Regions from separate parts of the Homo sapiens genome. Here region 1 is linked to region 2. Evidence: read pairs that join two places in POLR2A ChIA-PET (ENCODE). Cell type or tissue: PC-9. All regions are shown on one strand. Each heading gives the region's core, and the rest is flanking DNA. Links, peaks and the distances in the headings are about the cores only.

The links. Peaks named below come from ENCODE experiments on the same cell type or tissue, not always from the same donor. Only the 100,000 strongest peaks of a DNase experiment are listed, where the experiment ranks them.
Region 1: POLR2A ChIA-PET joins it to region 2 with 5 read pairs; 1 of 35 experiments calls an interaction of 5 or more read pairs at or near these places.

What each region holds. Positions count from the first base shown.
Region 1 is chr18:67,198,131-67,204,291 of GRCh38, reverse strand. No RefSeq gene overlaps it. Among named protein-coding and RNA genes, the nearest start is that of MIR5011, 120 kb to the right of the region's middle. In PC-9, for the core only: CTCF peaks have their summits at 3,690 and 3,891 (motif pointing right); a DNase peak (open chromatin) is centred at 3,851.
Region 2 is chr18:67,421,174-67,429,990 of GRCh38, reverse strand. No RefSeq gene overlaps it. Among named protein-coding and RNA genes, the nearest start is that of DSEL-AS1, 91 kb to the left of the region's middle. In PC-9, for the core only: no CTCF peak of the experiment used is centred there; a DNase peak (open chromatin) is centred at 4,080.

The DNA of each region.
Region 1 (6,161 bases), core at 2,162-6,161, 230 kb after region 2:
ATCAGTCAGTCAGTTTTTAGTGAGTATCAACAGTGTGTCAGATTCCGATTAGAGGCTGGAACACTCTGGAAGAATCTTTCTGCTAGAATCCAAACTCCAGGACACCAGGAGGTTTTTGTCTATTGAGTTCACTGCTATATCCCCAATGCTTTGAATAGTGACTGGCATGTGGAAAAACTCAATAAATAAGGGTATAATGAATGTTGATGAATGCATTTATTTCTTATTTAGAATCCATAAGTATATAGATATCTTTGTACACTCAAACAAATAATTCTGGCTGTTTGAAAAATTATTGCTATCTAAAATTCTCTAAAAAATTAATTGCAATTAAAAGTTAATTTTACAGCCATTTGATATGATGTTCTTATTGTACTCATTCTGATACCATATATATATCATCATGTATATCTAGTCCATTCCATCCAAACTCCTTTTAATATTGTGACTTTTATATTATGTATAATGTGAACTCTAAATAATCAATATTTTAACATCAAATAATTGTATTTAATGTTTTAAAACATGGAAATTAATGCAATTGTAATATGTGGTAATATTTAATAAATCTAAAACTATTTCAAGCATTTGATAGCACATACTCATTGAAAAATTCTTGTAAATGTTTTTAAGGCAGAAATATTTTCCATCTTTATTATTAACAGCAAGTCAGCCAAAATCTGATTTCAAAAGAAACGGACTTTTATAATTTAACACTTCTGTAACCATTACTTAATTTTTGACATATATCACACTGCATGTCCGAAATATGACAGTCAAATAAGTGCTGTAAAGAGACACCTATTTTAAAATATACTCAGATGTGTTATGAATTTGTGCTTTATAACTGTTCAAACTTCAAATTCTTTTGCTATGTTTTGGATAAGATATCACTTATATTAATGTAAAACAAACTTCATTTGCTCCATTAGCATATATTAAATAATGAGGAATGTTGGTTGATTAATATACTAAACAGTTCACTTAAGATATAATGAAAGAACCTATAAGCATTTGACCATTTAAAGGCAGCAAGCTATGCCTCTGCACATATGAACATCTGTCTGCATTCATAGATTTTTTTCCTTTAGCTAGAAATATTTTCTTCTATTATATATTTACTTAACTCTTCTGGGGAACAATCCAAGACAATTATTTAGATGTTAATTATTCCTTGTTTGACTTCCATATCTATCTTTTTTCACCTATAATTTTATGTAAAACCTCTCATTTAGTAAAGCTTACTTTTTAATCCCATGCATACAGCAAAGTATATTTCTCACTCTTACTTACTCAAGTACAGCTTGAGAAAACTGTAATATTCACTGCATTTCTACCAGAGTTGTTATTTACGCTGCTACATAAAATGTTTTTCATAGAGATTCACTGCAAGCAGATTTTTCTCTTTCTTCCACTTTTTGTTCCTTACCTTTTATATTCTTCATCTGGGTAGATAACTGTAGGTAAAAAGATGGGCAGAGATATATTTTTCTGTGTGACTTACTATGAGGCTCCAGAGGAACAGCAGGCGTGACGTCCCAGTTCTCTACTTTTTCATACCCACATCTATAATTTAGGGGATTGATGATGGAGAATGCACTTGACATCTTCTTTTTTTTCCTGTTTTTATTTTATTAAAACTTAAGAATATAGTAGACTAAAAGTTATGTAGATTTTTCTCAATCTGCCTCTTAGTTACATCAGCCTATTAGAGAGAAAAACATATATTGGGCAATCTTCATTTTTAATCATGTGAGTTTCAAATTTCTTGCATTTGCTTTAAAATTTACAAAATGAGCCACTGATAAATTGAAGATGCTAGCCAAAAATTAATTTCAAATAAAATGACAACATATAAATTATTACTATGCCAACAACTTTTGCTTTAAAATATAAATTGCAGTTTTAATAATGATAGAATATGTAATAAAATTAGTATGGCTAAAACTCGGCAATAATTAAAATTTAAGTTTTATTTCATAACTTACTGTGACTTTCAGTTAGTAATTTAACCTCACTGAGTTCTATTAAGCCTTGTGTAGAGTTAAAATCCACCTCGTAGGGTTGCCATTTATTAATATATAATTAATCAAAGTTACCTTTGCAATACTACTGAGTATCGATAGAAGTAGTATTGTAATAATAGTATATTTAAACATAATCTACTAATTAGTACATTATTATGAAATAGGTAGTTTTGCTTTTTTATTAATTACATTTGAAACTGGTATTTAGACTGTTTTTGGCACGATGTTTTTCTCAATAATTTGTAAAGTCACAATGGTAAAATGGCATATTAAATAATGATTTATGTAACTGGAAAAAAATGTTATTTAATGCTTTTTCACGGAAGTTTAGATTTGCCTCCATTCCTTAAAACCTAGTATGGAAATTGCATTTAAATTTCTCTCAGTATATTCTCTTATTTTATTTTATTTTTTTTGAGTCACAAAATATTTCTTTGAAAGATTTAAAATCGTCACTTTCCGTTACTATATAAATTCAATTTGGTATAAATTAATTCACTCAAAATATTAAATGAATGGCTTAATGTTTATTGGCTGTATTAAGAACATGTATCAAGTTGCAATGGATAATTATGATGATATAGGAGAGCTAGGAAGGGAAGAGTGTGGTCCCTTTCAATGACATGGAAGCGGGGCAGGGAAGTGCTTGTAGAGAAAGGAGGGTCCCTTGGCTAAAGCTCCACCCCCACATACCTAACGTGAGGACAGACACTCCTGCTTTTGTGCCCAAATGTTGCATTTTCCAAGACCACCCTGACCCTCCATGTCCCTATGCTGGGCCTATAAAAACTGAGACCCTAGAGGGCAGACACATAGGCAGCCATATGTCAAGAGGAAGACATCAGCAGAAGGCACAAGAGGGTGGATGGCGAGAGGGCGTTCAGGGAGCACACCGGCAGAAGAGCACACCGACAGACGCCGTCACACTGGCAGTCCACTGACTGACAGGCCACTGACTAGCAGGACGAGGCAGAGTTTGGCTGGGGTAGTCAAAGGAGATCCAAAGGCACCCTGTGGTCCAACTCCAGGGGAAAACCATCTCCCCTCTGGTTCCCCCATTGGCTGAGTGTTTCTTCCCTTCTGGCTCCCCCATTGGCTGAGAGCTACTTCCACTCAATAAAACTTCGCACTCGTTCTGCAAGACCACTTATGACCTGATTCTTTTGGTACACCAAGGCAAAAAACAAACAAACAAACAAAAAACACCCAGGATACAGAAATCTCTCTGTCCTTGTGATAAGGAACGGGGTCTAATTGAGCTGGTTCACACAAGCTGCCTACAGACAGCTAAACTAAAAGAGCACCCTGTAACACACGCCCAATGGGACTTCAGCTGTAAACATTCACCCCTGGACACTGCCATGGGTTCTGAGCCCCACAGCCTGCCCGTCTGTATGTTCCCCTAGAGGTTTGAGCGGGGGGGCCCTGAAGCAGCCAGCCACACCCCTATCGCATGCCCTGCGAGGGGGACTAGGGAAGCGTTCCCATTTCAATAATAGCTGAAATTGCTATCTAATATTGCCCATTTGAAGGCATTTTACATTCCTAGCATAGACATGTTCTAGGTCAGATAAGAAGACACTTAAACATTGATTCGGAAATTTGTAGAAATATAATAAAAAACTGTATTTCCAATAAGCAACTTTTAGTATATTTTATGTTTTAGTGATTGAAGCTCTTTTCTTTGACATTATGAACACAGTTTTTTATTCATTAAGTGAGTAAAAGGCTTGTTTTTCCTCTCTTAATAATGATAAACAATGGTATAGCACTTGTGAATTGAGACCAGTATGTACACAGTAAAATTGCAACTTTCAGAAAGACCACTAGATGTCCCTACACGACACTTTTTAGAAAGAATGTACTTCAGAATTACTGTTGGATGAGTAAATTGAAAGTGATAGTGGACAAAAATAAGTACAAACAAAGTAAAATTGATTTTTTTTTCCAGAAAATGCAATACATTTTATAACAGAATGCATTAATGTGGATTTTTAATCCAAAAATATATTTATTATAGGAAGTATCTAAAGCCTCTGTCACTATTAATATAGTTCCTTAACAGCAATGACTGGAGGATATGCACTTCAAGAGAAGGAGTTCATAGAAGTATGGGTGTTTGTTGTAACAATCAAGGACTCCGCATGTAATCAGGGAGGTACAACTGAAGCCCAAATGTAGAAGGACAGCCTGATTTCAGGCTGGCATTGAGATCTCAGAGGAGGCTGTAAAGGGGTTTTGTAGGGCTTGACGTGGAGGACACCTGGTATGATGCAGGTGGTGCCAATTTATAAGTGAATATAAGAACATACACACACACACACAGAGGCAGAAAACAAGACATGAAAGAGGAGAAACAAACCCAATAATTAGAGACAGATCTAAAAAGAATCAGTAATGAAATACAGTCATTGCAAGGTGCCTGGCATGGGAGAAAGATCTCCAGCCACCCTCACATTTAAATCTCCATTTGCCCAGATGGTAGATCCCCTCAAAAACTGCAAACTCCCTCAAGACCAGCACAGGGTGGGCTGATTAGTACAGTTCTTTGCGTGGAAACAACACAGCTACTACCCTCAGATAGCTCCACCCATATACAATAGCAGTTGGTCTCGGAAGTGTACACAAGACCGAAGACATGAGAAAGGGCTTATAGGATATCTTAGAGTATAGAATAGAGGGAAGCTCCCTCACCCCATCCCATGTGTACCACTAGTAAAGTTAAGCTACATGGATATTCTGCCCTATTGGATTTTTCTGAATCTTCCATGATTCAGAGCTGGCACCTGATGGTTGCTTGTCCATTGTAAAAATAAGAAAAATGAGAAGGAATGGACCTACAGCTGTAAGCAGTACCTGACAATCTCATCTGAAAGAACAAAAGTGTACTGGAAATACTAACTATTGTTTAAAGCATATTATAATATAAATTTGTTAGATAATAGGTAAATTTATTTTAGGGCCATGTGATTTCCAAGAAGTTTGGTTATCATTTTAATTATTACACAGGATGAATCCCAAGCTTTCCTAAACTTATGAAAGGCATGCGGTCACTTGTGCTTTAAACTGAAAACACTTTTCTATTAGATACTGCAGAATACAGACAGCCTTGAATGAGAAAGTCTGCATAATATGTTTTTCAAAGTCTGAAGGCCAATTTTTCCAGTGCATATGTAAAAATACATTTTATAATTGGACTTATAAAGCCTAAATTTATTTTTATATCAAACTTATACACACTTTAAAATTTTACCAATATATGATTTTCAAAAACTAGAAGTCTTATTTGCTGAAGTAACCACTAAACATGAAACCTCATCATAATAAAATTGAAGTTTTATTAGAAGAATATTCTATAATGTATGATAATTTCTTTATTTTTTCCACATTAACTTGGAAAATAAACAGAAAATAGGTGTTATGAACCATTTATGGAGATAATCTTTTCTTGTGTGAGTGAGATGAAAATATTCCCCAACTCTCTTCTTTTTGGATTTTTCTGGATCTACTAATCTCTTGTATACTGCTCATTTTTTAACCAAAATGTTATTGTTTCTGTGTTTAAAATAATAAATACTGTTTTATTATGGTGTCTGCAAATAATAAAAAGTGTACTCTAAAGCTGTACTGGACTACTTATAGAGGTGATACAAGTTTCTGTTTATGACCACAATCCGCATGCATCATTCCAGACACATAGCAAAGTTAAATGAAATGTAAAAGGAGAAAATTAAAAACATGAGAATTTCTTAAAAAGTGAAAGAAACAATGACAGTCTTATGCTCATAGTAAAATGAAAAACTGCAGTTTACAGCCTGTTAATACAGCATCTGTTTCCTACACAGGGGACATAAATGCACCCTTGGAATAGGGATTGAACCCACCCATCCATGAACTGCCTCTGTGACTACCTAGGATAGCTCCAATTTCTCAAGAAAAGAGGGCCCCAAGTTGAAAATGTAAGACCTAACCCAAACTATGCATCTTGGAATCTTTATAGAAGAAGAAAAATCACCTCAGAAGACATGTCTGAGCTTACAGAAGGATTGTTAAACAAAAACTGGGAAAGCAGCAGACAACTGCAAAGAAACAGTGCTTATAACTACAAGTCTGTCCGATTAGGAGATACTGACA
Region 2 (8,817 bases), core at 2,521-6,520:
TGAAACCCCGTCTCTGCTAAAAATCCAAAAATTAGCCAGGCGTGGTGTGGGCACCTGTAATCCCAGCTATTCAGGAGGATGAGGCAGGAGAATTGCTTGAACCCGGCAGGTGGAGGTTGCAGTGAGCCAAGATCACACCACTGCACTCCAGCCTGGGCATCAGAGCGAGACTCTGTCTCAAAAAATAAATAAATAAATAAATAATAAAGTAAAATGAACTTGTAAATAACAATATGCTCCCACAGTAAACATCAACATGTTTGGAAAAGCAATTCTTATTATTATTGTTACTATTATTATTTTTGAGATGGAGTCTCGCTCTGTCCCCCAGGCTAGTGTGCAGTGGCGCGATCTTGGCTCACTGCAAGCTCCGCCTCCCAGGTTCAGGCCATTCTCCTGCCTCAGCCTCCGGAGTAGCTGGGACTACAGGCACCCGCCACCACGCCTGGCTAATTTTTTTGTATTTTTTTAGTACAGACGGAGTTTCACCGTGTTAGTCAGGATGGTTTCGATCTCCTGACCTCGTGATCTGCCCACCTCAGCCTCCCAAAGTGCTGGGATTACAGGCGTGAGCCACCACACCCAGTGAAATTCTTATTTTTTTATGAATATGGTGAATTAAAATCTGTCAAAACAGATATTCGTGTCATTCATTTTTGTAACCAATCCACAACTCATATAATATACTTCACATAGTAGGCACCTTACCACCCCCACAACAACAAAAAAAGGTAAGTAACAGCTGCAAGCCAATCCAGAGAGCTGACTTCCTTCTTAGTTTAAACATATTTTATGAAGCAGGCGAATGCTCCATTCCATTTGCCTGATTCAATAAGAAGTTTAAAGTATTATATTTAAACAGAGGTAATATAAAACCATCTGCCAAGCCAGTCAAATGTTTTTCTTTTTCTTTTAATCACCACATAGGAAACATTTAGAACAATAAAAGTGGTAGAGATCAGTTTTTCAATCCACAGTGTGGTGATTCAGTGAACAAAATTGAAATCTGACGTTGTTGACATTTAAGATTATTGGTGGTCAGCTAGAGGGGAAAAAACAATATGTAACATGTTTCTCTACATGACTTATGTTTCTAGTTCCTGTAAAATGTCAAATTGAAGGTGACAAGGAGCAAGCTTTCTACTTCAAAATGTAACAAGAAAAGGCTCAAGCATGTGGTCTACAAAGACTTGCCGAACATCATTTTTACTGACAGCTAAACAGAGTTTTGCTTATTTCATGAAGGCAAATCCAAACAAACCTATTGAATTTTTATTACATTTACTTTTAAAAAAAAGCCAAGCTTAGTAATGGTATCTTTTCGGGATACCACTGTTGTTCTGTATTAACATATATATGAAGTATTTCCTATATATGAGGACCCATCTGATACTGATTTAACAGACCATAAAGGAAGTAGTAGTTCAACAATTCTGGCAAATGATTTTTTTTCCAAGGGGGTTTAGGATGCATTTCTCCTAATATATTCATTTATGTATTCGTCTAGAAAATAAAATGAGTAACTTGCTGTGGTAACCTTGGTATGTGGCAAAGAATAATAAGATAAAATCCCTGCCTTTAAGAAACTTACTGTTTGTTTAAGGAGAAATGCCATCATAATGCAGAATAGTAAATTCGTAAACAAGGCATATGGGAGCACTGAGGAAAGACACCAAACCTCAGTAATGTGTAAGGAATGGCTTACTGCAGTAAGTGATGCCACATTTGCAGAATGATCATGAGCTCTGCTAGCATAACAGATACCTAAATAAATTATTCCCCACTAGCCTATACCTCCTTTTCCTTATAGTTATTGAACATTTATTGATCTGCCAGCTATATTTTGACAACCTAATTCACTCTATTATGAACCAACAGAAAATCTGAAGACTTTTGTCACACAACAGATTCGAGGGATTGCCTTTTAGTTTTGTTTTTGAAAAAGACATATTTAGGTATTGAAAAAGCTAACAAAATCTAACTAGCTAACAAAAATCTTTAAGTTAATCTAACTTTTATTGTTCCTTTTCCATTTTGAGGCTGATCTTTTACTGGGTTGGAGAACATATGTAATGTATTTTTTTTCCTTTTTCAAATAAATGAAAACTATTTTATTTTGTATTAGGTTGGAGAATATATCTATATCCATATCTGTATAATTCATCAGGAAAGGGAGACCTTTCCTGGACAAATGGTTTTTGTTAGCATAATGTAATAGAATGATTATAGAACACAAAATCTATTCTTTTATCCAAACTATGAGATGCAGAAGTACAAGCCCATAATGCTTCAATTCCTACTATATATTTACATGTAGAAGCCAAAACTACATTGAATCAGCCTGAAGAGTTGCATCCAAAAGGTCATATTGGATTCTGTCCTCATCGTGAAGACTGCCAGCTCTAGTAAACTGAATGCATGTGATCTCAGCCCCAATGACACCAAGTAGAAAGATGACTTGTACATGTGGAACCAACAAAGCCGTAAAGGTTTCATTTCTTCCCCCCTCTTAGATAACCCAGCTCAGGGGACAGAAGTATATGACCTTTAGTTCCTGGTTGGCACAGTGAGATCTTAGATCCATCTTTAATCATCTAGCCCCTTTAAGTTGCTGAGGTAGGAATGCAGAAGGAGGAAGGGGTTAGGGCAGAGAAGGAGAGAGCATCTCTGTCTAGTGAGCTACACAGATTTACTTTCATTTGTTAGCAGCAAGATGTCTGCTTGCAGTTCAACCAAGCAATATTCAAATGCATGTGTTGCACCCAAAGATATACATAATGGGGAGGTAGGTGGCAATGTCATCATTCTAGACATTGTGTATTTTTCCCTCAGGAGTCTCTTTACCCAGCTGTTCCAGCCAAAGACATAGCGCTTTCTTTCTAGTATTAGAGGGTTTGCTCTTTCTGGCCACTGTGAGCTTGGCTCTCACCAACTTCTTGGGGGAGCCCACCTTAATCTGAGGCATTTGCTCTCCATTAGCTTGATGATATCTCATAAATTCATGCCTGGTTTCAATTTAAGTGCAAGGTAAGTTTCCCCGAGTAATCAGGTTGACTGCAAAAATTTATATTTTGGGGGTTTCATGTTTCATTTGCTAATGGTCCACCTTCATCAGCACTGTAAACACCATCTAGGGCACTAAATGCCAGTACACTACTCAATGCATCATCAACGACTTTACATGGGAATTAATCTGTTTCTGAGAAATCTTCCTGAGAAAGCTGAAGTTTACAGGTAGTTTCCAGGAATCACTTAAAAACAAACAAACAAACAGAAACAACTCAGATGTTTTACTGTCATTATCAAAAAGATCGAAGGTTGACGTCATAGATTGCAGGAGTGGCTGAGCTATAAGACTGCCCAGCTGTTGCCGATGTTATGGAAGCATAACAAGGGTGAAGCCGCTCACTCTCTCACCTCACAATTGATCTAATAATGTATTTGTGTTATGCCCATAGGCTACAAGTTTCCATCTATTCTCTCTCAATATAGGTGCTCAGCTATTTAACCTTTTTTTTTTTTTTTCTGAAAGGAATTGGAAACTTTTGGCTTCCCAGGACAAATCTTAGTACTGGTTGTTAAAATGGGTAGATGCAAGGCTGACTGAACCCCTGAAAGGGAGTTAGCAGCAGGCCAGGCAATGTTCAGGCATTTGTCTCTGAACCTACTTCTTGGTAGGTTCAGCCTGCAACCATACCTCCAATAACTGACAGAAGGATGACATATTACTTGATTGACCATATATTTTAGTCAATATGTTTATTAATTCTTATGGACTTTCCTCATATCATGTTAATCAGCTCATGAGGTCCTCATCCTTCCTTCCTTTTTCAAAAATCCATGTTCCTCTCAGCAACCCCATCTTTATCACCAGAACTGTTAAGAATTATGAAAGGACAGAGATTTTTTTTTCCTTATGTGTAAGTTAACACATTAGCCTGCTGCAGCTTCATGAAAGCAGAAGACAAGAGACTCCTGAGTCAGAGACAAAGGATTTTATGACTCACACCAACAGTCATATCCACAGTATTGGCTTTTATCATGCCAGATATCAGAGCTGCAATTCCCATAGGGCAACATGAAGAGGGCTAGGTGACACCTCACATACACAGTGGATTGTGTTACAGAAGAACCCTGAACTTTTTATATGGGTGATTAAGCTTGACTGTGCTTTGTGCCAAAAGGAGATGTTATTTTTATTATTCTGGTCAGTAAGCTGGCTACCCTTTGCCCCAGAAGATATCTCTATCTTGCATAACTGGCTTATTCCTGTCAATTCAGTATATTACTGAGCAATGCCCATTCTTTCTCAATAAGGGTATCATATATTTCCATATTCCTCATTTAATTTAAGGTCAGATGCCACACTTAGAATTCTCTGTGGAGGTTACACTCTTAGTGGGCCATATTTTACCATTGACTATCATGTCTTGGGACAAAAAGTTGTAAAATGATCCTGATTTCAAAATAACTGCCTAACATAATGATAACTATTCACAATGCAATTAGACTCTTGCTTTCAAAATGTGTAAAATGAGAAATGCAAAGAAAGTTTAAATCTACTGATGGCAGTAAAAGAAGAAAAAAATACAAAAGAATATGCACAGATAAAACATGCAAAAGTATTTAGAAGTATTATTTGTGTGTGTGTGTGTGAGAGAGAGAGAGAGGAGACAGAGAAAAGCAGGAGAGGAGAGAGAAAATCTGATGTAAGGAAAATTAGGAATAGAATTCTGAAACTGTGTTGAACCTTTGAACCTTTTTAATTCCTGTTTTTCACACACATTAGACTATGTGAAACCGGGTGTTGGCATTACCACAAATTTCCTAAACTTTTGGTCTTCCCTGTTATCCTTTGAATGGCCTGATATTATATGAATAAATCTCTATTTCTTGCAAGGAAAACAACAGCCTAACATTGATGGATATCCTAGAATTACTTTGCTTTGCATGGCTCTCTTACTAAAATTGTTTTAGCCAAGCAAATTTTACTGGGGGTTTTCAAGCAGAGTTGGATGGATTTGTTTATATCACATACTTTTTACAGCATATACATTAAAAAGACAGTTTTCAGAAATTTTTTTTTTCCCCAGACTTTGGGGAATACCTGAGCAAGGTTGTCTGTTGGAAGGGTCCCAGGTTGGACAGGACTGGGCCAATGCTAGTAGTAATCCTGCCTGGTCAGTCTTTGGCTGGGAGCAACCTGGGTTTCAGCCTTCAGTGGAGGCCATTGGTCAATTATGCATCCAGCTGCAGGTTATCTTGAAAGACATATGAATGGAACCACTCTATAGCCATCCCAACCTACATGGAGAACTTTTCTTGCCCCAACTTGTTTACTATATTAGAACTTAGCCTCCATTGTGTTATGTTCTGGCCTCTGCTTCTTAATTTTTTGGGATGTCATTTTATTGTCTTTAACTACAGTGACCCAATATGAAGCTCAGCCTTTAATCAGCTTCAATAACAGCTACCAAAATCACTCACACCAAGCATATTGGGATTTTACAGACTTTACACATTTTTAATCATCTTGAGCAGGGTTTAATCATCTTGAGCATGCATCTCTTAGCTATGCCCATGGGATCATCCCCCTGGTTGCCACGACTATTTTCTACATCCCCACTTTTGATCACCTCCTTCCAGGTTGGGGCTCTACATTCTCCCATATCACTTATCTAGATAGCCTTCTTCTCTCATTGGCACAAACCACACAAGGACCTAGAGTGATGCTCATATTCAACCCAATGCTGACATTAAATTATGCTTTTCAGGAAATACTTTGTTCCCTATGAGGACCTCTTGACCAATGTAATATACTGTCATTCACCACCAGAGACTTGTGACTTAAGAATTTTAACCATGCCAATAATTTTCACTCTGTAAAGTTTGTTAAATAGCATGGCTAATTCAAAATATTATTCAGAGTTGAGATAATTTCAGAATCCAAGAGTCACATGAAATCAGATAGAAGTGCACTTTTTGGCTGTTCATTTCAGACTCTGAAATAATTATTTTACTGATTACATTTTTATTTCCAACCATAAGACCTGTTACTTTATTCCAAATAACATACATTCTAACTCCCTCATGTAGAATATCTACTGCTGCTGTTACTGCCCCAAACAAACAATATCCAAAAATCAATAACAACAAAGTCCTGTTGCTGTATCATGGCAGAGAGCAGTGGCCCACTCCAGTCACTGGAGATTTATAAAAACTAAGTGTTGCTGATGGCTCTCCATTACTTGGTAACCACCTTGATGTTGAATTCTGCATGTGTGGTATGTTCATGTTTCAGTTGTTCTTTTACCCAGAAAATCTCTTTATTGGATGAAGCTTTAGAAATCCATAGTTTTGCAATCATTGCTTACTGGAAGAAATAATGCAAAACTATTAGAACTGAAGAAAATTTAGTCATCAGTTATAAATAAATTAATAACTAAACACAATTATCCCCCAAATTCTTCAAAACTTAATAGAAAAATGAAGCAGAAGAAAGCATTTCATTTATCCTAGGAACAAATATAAAAACACCTAAAATAAACTTAACATGAGGCTTGAATAAATGGAGAAAAATATGTTGTTGGATGATATAATTTAATATAATATGCATCTAGATTAGTCTCAAGATGATATATAAAAGTAATGCAATTATTTAAAAATCTCAAAAATAATTTTAAATAAAAAATTTTACTATTATCAGATTGGCCAAAATCCCAAACACTGAGAACACTAAATGCTGGCAATAGGCTTTCCAACATTGTTGGTGGGAATACAAAAAGGGACAGCCACTGTGGAAGATAGTTTCCCAGGTTTTTTAAATGAAACGAGACATATTCTTATCATAGGATCCAACAGTTGTGCTCCTTGGGTTTTACCCAAATGAACTGAAAACTTATGTCCACACGAAGACCTGCACATGAATGTTTGTAGCAGCTTTATTTATAATTGCCAAACCTAGGGCACCACCAAGGTGTCCTTCATTGGGTAAATGGATAAACTGTCGTACATCTGGACAATGGAATCTTACTCAGCACTAAAAAGAAATCAGATATCAAGCCATACAAAGAGGTGATGCAAACTTAAATGCAAATTACCAAGTGAAAGAAGCCAATCTGAAATGGCTTTATACTATATGATAGCATATGTATAACTATATGGCATTCTGGAAAAGGCAAACCTCTGGAGACAGGAAATGATCTGGGTTGCCAGAGGTTGGGGGAGGGCGGGACAAATAGGCAGCGCGTAGAGGATATTTAGAGCAGTGAAAGTATTCTGTATGGTACCGTAATGGTGGATTCATGTTCGTAGAGATTTGTCCAAACTCATAAAATGTACAATATCAAGAGTGGAACCCTAATGTAAATAATGGACTCTGGGTGATGATGTAGGTAAATATAGGTTCATGGATTGTAGCAAATGTTATACTGTGGTTTGGGATGTCTACATGCGAGGTTGTGAGTGTGGAGACCGTGGTATATGGGAACTCTTTGTACTTTCTGCTTAATCTTTCTGTACACATAAAGCCACCCTAAACATTATGAATTAAAAATGATTATGTATATACAGGAAAGTAAGCATGTTAGAGTTACTGATGTATACATTATAACAAAATTTATAGAGTTAATAGGAATGATGGTATTATAATACTCACAGATGAATTATAAGACATCCAAACAGGGCTAAACATTTTAGTTGTATTATTTTAACTGATAATTTCAACCTCATAAATAGATATGTAGTTCCTTTGTAGTTTTATCAGTGAGGAAATTGAGACTTAGAAGGTGAAGTATCCAAAGCCACCTAACATGTAAGTAGTACCTCTGGGATTTGAATTTAGTTGCACCCCTGAGTCTAAGCTATTTCCTCTTTGTCTTGTACACCTAAGCAAAATTTTAGGACATGGTGACAAAGTTGAAGTGTTGGAATACATATTTTTGGAATAACTAAGATAAATGTGTGAATTAAAGTCAGCACTTTATCTCAAAATATCAGTGAAATAACAAAGAGATTCAATATAAACTGAGAAACAAATGACACTAATATAGATTTATATACTTATGAAATTTGTAAGGCTTTTTTTTTTCAAGTCTAAGGATGAAAGCAGAAACTAAAGAAAATACCAATAGATATGACTCATGCAAAGGATAAGAAGCTTACATAAAGAACGACACTAAAATTAAAAAGGAAAAAAAAGTCTTGAAAAATTATTGCAACATATACAAAATAATTCATATAGTTAATTCTTTAAGACTTTTAAAACTGATGAGAAAATATCTTCCCAATAGGAAACTGTAAAAGTACCAGAAAAGGCATATTCCAATAAAGTCATGGAAATGGCCGCTGAGTGTACTTAAAAAAAAAAAAAAAGATCAGTTTACTAAGTCATAAAATAAGTGCACATAGCACAGTCACTAAAAATATTTCACCTATCTAGTTGACAAAAATAAAAATAAGTGTTAATTTTTAGTTTTGATTAAGAGTTGAGGAGAATGGCCCTTAGTGTACACTGTGTAAATTGATACAAACTTTAACCCAATAAGAAATTATTGGGTACAATATGAATTATTTGGCTGATGAATATGCTAAAAGCTCTGACTTCACCACTACATGATCTATGCATGTAACAAAATTGCACTTGTACCCCATAAATTTATGTAATGAAAAAAAAAGAAAAACAATTTGAAATCTCTTATCAAAAGCTTTAAAAATGAGGCCAGGCATGATGGCTCACACCTGTAATCCCAGTACTTTGGGAGGCCGGGGCGGGCAGATCACCTGAGATCAGGAGTTCGAGGCCAGCCTGGTCAACAT